3 separate regions of the Homo sapiens genome follow, and all the other regions are linked to region 2. The links are chromatin contacts, found by Hi-C or POLR2A ChIA-PET in ENCODE. All regions are on one chromosome and are shown on one strand. Each heading gives the region's core, a stretch centred on a gene start or an enhancer-like site at or near the end of the contact. The rest is flanking DNA. Distances are from core to core; before and after follow the strand shown. Region 1 holds the start of FOXN3-AS2 (FOXN3 antisense RNA 2). Region 2 overlaps LOC105370617 (a long non-coding RNA gene). Region 3 has its middle 84 kb from the start of FOXN3-AS2.

Region 1 (2,728 bases), core at 2-2,501, 49 kb before region 2:
TGCTACCCCACCAGCTGATCGGTATGCAAACAAGGCCAGCGGGAAGCTGAAGCAGATGAGATCAGGTAAGAAAATCACGAAGTGCTCTAAGCCAAAGTGAGGTGTTGAGAGCAAGGTTGTCTATACTGACTCTGATGAAAGCTAACTCAGACTCAAAGTTTCTCCTTCATAAACTGCAATCATCCTTCCTCCTCTATTTTCCCTGACAAAATCCTCACCTTTCTGCCAACCCACGAAGGGGACCCCCAAGCGACACTGACTCTAGAAGATCATAGTTAAGATCACTCTAAGATGACCTTGAAGGACCTTGCTATCTGGGTAGGCTCACAGGTCAGCTGGTGACCAAGCACTTGACCCTTGAGATTCATGATAGAGATGGCAGAAAGGAAATTGGGAGGTCGTTTTGGGTCAGTAAACCCTGGCTGGGGTGGGGATGATAGGGAGAAGGGATAAACACTATAATAAACTCAAGCGACGGGGGCTGGACAAACTGCCCACTCCCTGCTTTTACCAAAGGCAGGTCCTCTCCAATGCTGGTGAATTCTCTGCAAAGCAAAAACCCAGTCTGCAACTCATTGTTATAGCCAAACACAAAGCACAGCTCCAGAGCACAAAAACCACCAAGTATGTACAAGTCAGCATTTTGGAAGCAGAAGGAGCTGCCACGCTCGGGCCCTTGGAGGCTGCTTAGGGGAAGCTCTTTCCCTCTCTCGTGGCATCTCTTGAATCAAAATTCAACTTAGCTCCCAAATCAGAGGATACCGATGGTCTCTAACAACTGTTTCTTATTTAGGTTTGATAACCCCAGTTCACGCTTTTGTCTACTTTGGGAAGCACTAGGCAAAGTCGTGGCCATGTGATTGGCTCCCAATGCTGGGCTGGGGCTGGCAACCGCCCTCCGGCCTCCACGCAGCGCCTGTGAAACTCTTCATTCAGCAGAACTGGGGACCAGATGCCTCTATGCCCCACCGATAAACTCCTCGCTCTGAAGTTAGGCTAAGCAGAAGAATCAGGTCTTTGATTTTTGCACAAGGTCTCACGGAAGCAAATTCCATCGCTGACATCGTAAGTGACTTGTTTTCAGCTGTTCCTGACACCTCTGATGGCTCCCAAGTTTATTTTCCAGAGACACCCATCTTAGGCAATTCTGGGAGCCCCAGGGGGAAAATGTTAGAAATATCAAAACAGCCACGTGCTCTAGCATTTAGCACATTGTAGAACAATATAAATTTAGTGCATTTAGACCACTTTATATTAACTAATTTAGAAAACGTTGCTTTCGCAGACTTCGCCGGGTGCCTTTCACTGCCAAACTAAATACTCCACTTTAAAATACGCCCCTGCGTACTCATGTGATTTCTCCTTTTAGGCTAGGAATGTAATGTTGACATAAATGTCAAATAAAATTAATGAGAGAATGGGCCCTCAAATGGTGCTCCTGTGAAGGGAATTTGTTAGACTGGGACCTTTGAGCCCAAATGTATATATAATTATATAACACTCAGACAAGGAAGGAATCTGAATGTTAAGCTTTAGCAAATGTATCACCTTTGTCAGAAATGCTGTTACCTACAAAAAAAAAAAAACCCAAAACAAAACAAAACAGGTTGCAAGTAAATTAAGATGAAAATACCATCAGATTAGAAGTCTGTCACGGCAAGCTACTGCAGAATTAGAAGGGTGGCCCATCTGCTGGGTATCCAATCCTTCCCTTATCTGTATAGAATTCGGATCAGATGTCTTCTGTTCCCCGAACACTTCCGCTGTTGACTTTGCAAATGGACCTCCTCCCGCCCAACCCAGCTCCTTCCCTCCCTCCTCCGTCTCTCCCAACTGGCCACTTAGGAAGAGTAAAAATGGCAATTAGAACAGGAGCAGCTATTTTCACTCAGTAGTCAAAGAATTGGATACTAGCACAGTGGCTGCCTCCATCCGTATGCTGATACATAACTACTTTGTCTTGTATTTGTAGTCTCAAAAATCTTCCCTAAGTATAGTAGAATCAGAGAAAATCGCTCTAATCATTGAAAAGCGCCCTGTGCTGAGTAAAGCAGCCAGTCTTCTCTTGTCACCGTAAAAGGCTGGGAGTAAAATTTCCCATAAACACAGGGGAAACCTACATTTACTCACATGCCAAGGAAAATGGCACGGAAGACCCACGTGTAGCCACAGCAGAGTCTATGCAGAGGGCCTGCAAATGCCTGGGGTGCGAGTGAATGCCTGGAGGGGCGGAGTTTCCAAGATAACAGCTATTGTGTTTTCTTTTTCACACTTCAGAAGAGAATCCTAAGGACTAGACTCCGCTCAGTGCATTCCTTTTTCATACACTGATCTCAAGTACAATCACATAATTTTGAAAATCCATGTAGTCCTCCATAAATAAAATTATAAGGATAGGTTTCTATTTCCTTCCGATTACCTAGATACCTCCGTCTTCTGGAAAACCCCAAAAAGACCAGTAGACGAATCAGGAAGGTCCTAGGAGTGATTCCTCCAATGGCAGGAATCATAAAGGAATAAAAAACCTGCAAATTCATGGCAAATGATGTCAGGATGAAATGATGCCACACATCTTTACAAAGTTCACAAAATCCATATATTCCCGGGGCAATCACGGGGAATTTCTAATTAAATTTCAGGGAGGGAAAGAGAAAACGGTTAACCACCAGCTTCAAACACCTCACACTCCTTCTGTTCTCTAGGAAGTCATTCTTACCCTGGATAATGT
Region 2 (2,700 bases), core at 63-2,562:
ATATCAGAAGGCAGGGTGACTTATTAGGAGGTAATTATTATCCTAGTTCAGATGCAGACCTGAAGGAATTCATCGTTGGTGGCTTCAGATGACCCTTCAGTGATCCATGGGTGATGTGTGATGTTACACACACCAAAGGCACCACACAGACACAACTCTCGGAGGAATCCATCAGAAGTGCAATGCCTAGAAAAGAACACAGTGGATAACTACGGGGGGGTCCTGGCTGCCCCTGCAACAGGCTGAGGACAACAGTGTCTTCTGGCCACTTTAACTACCCAGTTGCAGTAGACACAAAGCGGGGTGGCAACCTGGCTCCTTTTGGGGGGATTTCTCATTCCACGCCATGGTCCTGGTGTTGAGTGGGAACAGCAGGATTGAGCCCAGGGTGGGCACTTGACAGCATGCTGGACACTTGACCCCATGCCAGGACAATTAGGGTCCTCTGAAGTTCCCTAACTGAAGCCAGGGGAAGCGAGGATCCTTCTCTTCACTTGGATTGCCAAGCTTGGGTGCCACCAGTAGCCCCATCCTCGGTTTGCAGGCTCAGAAGATGGATAACTACGCAACTATCAGCCCAAGCACAACGTTAAAACACGATGAAAGCCCAGTATAAACTTTGGATTATCCAAACAAACTTTTTTCCCCTCTATCATCATAAACAGTTTAGAATAGGCTGTATATATCGCCACCGTTTATATACACACAGGGATGCACCGAAATCCTCACTGTACTGGGAAGATCCCCGGAACACTCTCCAGCTTTCTAGATATAGGTGGTATCAGGTTATACTGAAAGAAAGATTTTCCACTTGCTTCTTTGTATGCTTCCAATTGCAATAAAATGCCACCCGTCTTCACCCTATGAAGTCACAAGCCTTAACATTCCCCATGAAACCGATAGCCTCACCCTTTCACTAACGCAGGCTTAGGAGATGGTGAAATCACACGTGACTTGGATGTCATTACTTTTACCCACCATTTTATAAGGGATTTATTGCCTCAGCGGTGACAGCACTAAATCAGTCCTATGAATCTATGCTTGTCAAGAGGAATGGACAAAACTCACTTTGATTCCTTTGTCTCTCTGATATCTATCACATTTATTCCTTCGTTGACCAAACCCGGGCTTGCTTTGGCAATAATGGCTAATGGGCGGCATCTCATCCCCGGCTCCTACAGAGCCAGTCATGGAATGGCCCACAGCTTGTGTTTCTCAGACCCCCTTCTCAGTTCTGGCTCAGGCCCTTTAGGAATCATTTATCCTGGGGCCTGACTACCAAGCAGGGCTGCGAAGAAGGCCTTGAGAGGAAAGCGTGGGGCAGAACGCTGCCAAAAAAACAGCCCAATCTGGCTCTCAGCCAACCAGCTGGCTGCTGCGGGAAGGCCTCTCCCAGCCTCTCCAGACCCCCCTTTGTCTCCCTCGGCCTCCCTTTCTCAGCTGTCTCGCCTCAGGTAATCATCCACACTCTGCACTTCCCCAGCTCTTTTTATTCCCGCATTTCAGATCACTTTACACACGTTAATTAAGCCTTAAACCACTCAGGAAAGAAAAGCAAAAGGCGCGTGGGGATGTTTGCACTGCGCCCCTCCCAGCTGCTCTGGCCCCGGAGCAGGCCAGCCGCGAGCCGCCCCACTCCCAGCCCGGGAGGAAGGAGAGCCGCAGAGGCTGCTGGAGACCGGGAGGGCTTCTCCTGCGACACGCAGGGTAGGGGTGTCGAGGGTGGAAACTGACTCCACACATCACAGAACACCCCGTGTCATTGAGAGGCGCATGTCATTGTTACGGGACAACCTCCCACATATGGTCACCCGCTACAGTTGATCCAGATGACCTTTGGAAGGTGGGTCCTGGGCAAGACTGCTGGTGGAAAGAGGCGGTCTCTGCATCACACCTGGATTAGGTGCACTTCAGTCTGTGCCATTGTGGTCGTGATCGTGGGTTTTTGAATCAGAGATGTCTTAGTTCACATCTGGGCTCTGTTGTCTCCCAGCTCAGCTGTCTTCCACATATTGCCTGATATCCCAGGCCCCACGGTCTTATCTGCAAAGTGCATGTGATAGTATCCACTACCCTCCCCCAACCTGGATTTTTGTGGAGGATGAAATTAGATCATGCATGCAAAGTATTGGCACGCCAAGTGGTAGATGTTAGAGCTTGTTTGAGCCATCTTTATGTTTAGTCCCAGCCAGTCTGAATTAATGTAGTTCTGCTATGGCTGCTTGGACCCTCTAGCTCAAATTGGTGCTAAAGTCTCTCATTCACAAGAAATGGTGGGGAACTCCAGATGAAGTCTGTAGTTTAGTTAATCATCTGTATCAGTGGTAATTTTTTAGTTTTGGTAAATGTGTCATGGTTATTTGAGTACTAACATTACAGGAAGTTGGGTGAGTGGTGTGAACTCTTCTGTTTTTGCAACAAATGCTCATCTAATGATAACAATAATCTTATGAAAATACATCAAAATTCGTAATGGCTACACAGCGGGTGTCATACTTCACCTGATATGGTTAGGTTTTGTGTCCCCACCCAAATCTCATCTTGAATTGTAATCCCCATAATCCCCACAATCCCCACGTGTGAAGGGAGAGACCTCAAGATTCAAGGTAATTGAATCATGAGGGCAGTTTACCCCATGCTGTTCTCGTCCTAGTGAGTGAGTTCTCACAAGATTTGATGGTTTTATAAGGGGTTCTTCCG
Region 3 (2,849 bases), core at 45-2,544, 35 kb after region 2:
TTGCCATTCAAATAATCTCTACATGACCGAGGTCTGTCCAACAGCATTCTTGTAATTGAAGGCTAGCTTCAGCTAGGCTCAAGGTTTATCTACAGTAGTTTCACTCTTAAAGCAGCTGTAACCCGTACCCTGCATGCTGCCACGGGGAACATAAATAGGTCCCCTAAAAGCAAGCACAAATAGAAATTGCCTTCAGGGCTGACATGCCTACATTCTATTTCCTTGCTGTTACTAACCTCCTGGAGTTTCTGACCTTATACTAGTCTTGATCTCCAAAACCCAATTGCTGCTTCTCAGATTAACTGATTTACTGGCTTGACACACCACCGTGGCTTTGGCCTGAACTCCCTGGCTTCCAGACCCTTGGCCCTCCTGACTGCAAACAACTGTGGAGCTTCCACCCTTGGCCAGATACTCCTGGGCACAATCCTCATGACTCTCAATCCCTGTTTGGCTGCCCCTGTGACTTGGGGTTCAGGGAAGGAGAGAGTCTGAAGCACCGATTTTCAGGGGGAGGTGAGCTGGTAAAAAAAAAATCATTTATACCATTAGACTTAGTTTTCCTGAATGTAAACTTCAACCCCTGATTATAAGGACTCTGTAAGGCTAATTATTAATTTTAAAGAAGTGCTAATTAGAAATCATGCAATGAATATATTTATCATTTTGATAAAGTTATATCTACATAATTTAAAATTTTACAAAGAAACTCTTCATTAAGTGTTGCATGACATTATTTTAAGAAATTCTATTTCAAAGCTCTACCTGATTCTGAAATGGCCTCTATAGTAACACTTTCTTTTTTTTAAAAAAAATGGTTCTTTCTCACAAGCGAAGAATAAGTGTTTGCATTCTAACTATAATCAGTATTTCAACCGAGTGGAGATATTTTAGTGCCTTCGGTGGGCATTTATCTTCTTGCTATCAGCACAATAGAACAAAAATGTACCCATATTAGCATTAATAATAAAACCAAGTCCATTATGCAGACTTTCTTGTCAGTTAAATTTGTTGCAGGCACAATTTTGGATTCAATTTCATCCATTTGGAAGTACTTTTGCTGTCAAGCAAATTTTTGTTTTATCATTTTAATTTTGGAGGTTTTTTTGCTCTCCTGTGTCTGAATCACCTTTTTAGAGGTTGGAAAATGGTTCTTCCCCACTGATATAGGAAGGAATTGATTTGGCAAACTTAGATATTTTCCCTGCGATGTGAATAGAGTTAATTTTAACAGAGCTGTTTCATTTTAACAGCCTCAACTTGCACAGTGTGTGTCATGCCAAACAGCTTTGTGTATCATCATCGACTGATGTCAGCACAGTTCTAGAAATAGTATTTGATAGTTAACAGCTGCCACAGAGCCAGAAGGGGAACACGAGACATTGTGTTTCAGGAGGGTTCACAAAAACTCGTGGCTATTGTTTTTATTTATTTATTTAATTTCTTGACAACGAAAGAAGAGCTTAAAATACCAAGTGTAGGCTTTTAAAAAAAGACTAATATTCCTCAGTAGGTCAAGTGACTCCTAGAACCTTGATATCATAGGCAATATAAATATTGTGTTCTGAACTACATATTTCCCTAATTTAATACAGCTTTTACTCATTTTACAATCATGTATTTGGTCAACAGGTATAGAGCAAAGGTTTGCCTTTAGACCAAATAGATGGTGAAACCATGTCTTTTTTTTGTTTGTTTTTTTGAGACGAAGTCTCTCTCTCTCACCCAGGCTGGAGTGCAGTGGCGTGATCTCGTCTCACTGCAACCTCTGCCCCCCGGGTGCAATTCTTGCACCTCAGCCTCCCTAGTAGCTGGGATTACAGACATGCACCACCATCCCTGGCTAATTTTTGTATTTTTAGTAGAGATAGGGTTTTGCCATGTTGGCCAGGCTGATCTTGAACTCCTGACCTCAAGTGATCCTCCTGCCTTGGCCTCCCAAAGTGGTGGAGTTATAGGCATGAGCCACCATCCCTGGCCATTTTGTTTTTTGTTTGTTTGTTTGTTTGAGACGAGTCTCACTCTGCGGCCCATGCTAGAGTGCAGTGGCACAATCACAGCTCATTGCAGCCTCAACCTCTCTGGCTCAAGGGATCCTCCCATCTCAGCCTCCTGAGCAGCTGAGACCACAGGCCGGCACCACCATGCCTGGCTAATTATTTTTATTTTTTAGTAGAGATGAGGTCTCACTATGTTGTCCAGGCTGGCCTTGCACCCAAGAGATCCCACCACCTTGGCCTCCCAAAGTGCTGGGATTATAGGCATGAGCCATCACACCCAGCAAAAACTTTTCTTTAAAAAGCCAGATAGTAAATATTGCAGGCTTTGTGGGCCATTTACAATCTCCATTGCAATTATTCAGTTCTGCTGTGGCAGGACTAAAATAGCCATAGACAATATGTACATACATGGGTGTGGCTGTGTTCCAATAAAACTTTATTTACAAAACAGGTGGTGGGCCAGATTTGGCCATGGGCCATACTTTCCCCACTGTTGCTTTGGATCATAAGTGGCAGATGCCACATATTTCCATGCAGCATGTCATAAAGGTGAAAGGTACTGACACACTCTTATAAGCTTGTGAATCAACTTCCACGTGTGCTCCCTGCGGAAACGCAGGCAGCCCTTTAATGGCCACAGAGGGGCACTTAATTATATACATATATGTGCTCTACAACCACGCTAATAATGGTATGAGAGTAACTGAGCAACGGATAAGCTTTTATGAACTGAGAGGATAAAGATCATGATCTCTGGTGTACAATGAACCTGATTTTTCTTCCCTTTCTTATTTTATTTAAGTTAATATCACCCTTAAAGTTTGAATTATCCTGCAAGAATGCAGGTTC

Evidence for each region. A loop is a pair of places that touch in the nucleus more often than their neighbours do. ChIA-PET counts read pairs that join two places held with the same protein, here RNA polymerase II (POLR2A). Pooled maps may share reads with other maps.
Region 1: a loop to region 2 is called in a map of CD4-positive, alpha-beta T cell, with 1.8 times the contacts of the local background. The contact joins the promoter of FOXN3-AS2 here to the enhancer-like site in region 2. A Hi-C loop is called at or near these places in 14 of 168 maps with a recorded cell type or tissue (CD14-positive monocyte, CD4-positive, alpha-beta T cell, Right ventricle myocardium inferior and 7 more), 2 of 37 single-sample maps with no recorded cell type and 16 of 50 pooled maps. POLR2A ChIA-PET finds 5 or more read pairs at or near these places in 9 of 52 experiments (CD4-positive, alpha-beta T cell, CD8-positive, alpha-beta T cell, HEK293 and 5 more).
Region 3: a loop to region 2 is called in a map of gastrocnemius medialis, with 5 times the contacts of the local background. The contact joins two enhancer-like sites. A Hi-C loop is called at or near these places in 11 of 168 maps with a recorded cell type or tissue (CD4-positive, alpha-beta T cell, CD4-positive, alpha-beta memory T cell, CD8-positive, alpha-beta T cell and 7 more), 19 of 37 single-sample maps with no recorded cell type and 22 of 50 pooled maps. POLR2A ChIA-PET finds 5 or more read pairs at or near these places in 23 of 52 experiments (BJ, CD4-positive, alpha-beta T cell, CD4-positive, alpha-beta memory T cell and 16 more).

What each region holds. Positions count from the first base shown.
Region 1 is chr14:89,574,965-89,577,692 of GRCh38, forward strand. It overlaps FOXN3-AS2 (FOXN3 antisense RNA 2), which reads left to right and starts at 1,252. Exons shown (of 1, transcript NR_024620.1): 1 at 1,252-2,513. It also overlaps a transcript of FOXN3 not described here.
Region 2 is chr14:89,624,004-89,626,703 of GRCh38, forward strand. All of the region lies in intron 1 of LOC105370617 (a long non-coding RNA gene), which reads left to right. Among named protein-coding and RNA genes, the nearest start is that of FOXN3-AS2, 49 kb to the left of the region's middle. RefSeq lists an enhancer at 1,542-2,115. Within about 2 kb of position 1,313, at least 10 of the 41 ENCODE cell types and tissues checked have a DNase peak (open chromatin) inside an H3K27ac peak, as active enhancers do; they include CD4-positive, alpha-beta T cell, CD8-positive, alpha-beta T cell, gastrocnemius medialis and 3 more, where a contact is called at or near this core.
Region 3 is chr14:89,659,102-89,661,950 of GRCh38, forward strand. No RefSeq gene overlaps it. Among named protein-coding and RNA genes, the nearest start is that of FOXN3-AS2, 84 kb to the left of the region's middle. RefSeq lists an enhancer at 109-218. Within about 2 kb of position 1,295, at least 4 of the 41 ENCODE cell types and tissues checked have a DNase peak (open chromatin) inside an H3K27ac peak, as active enhancers do; they include gastrocnemius medialis and heart right ventricle, where a contact is called at or near this core.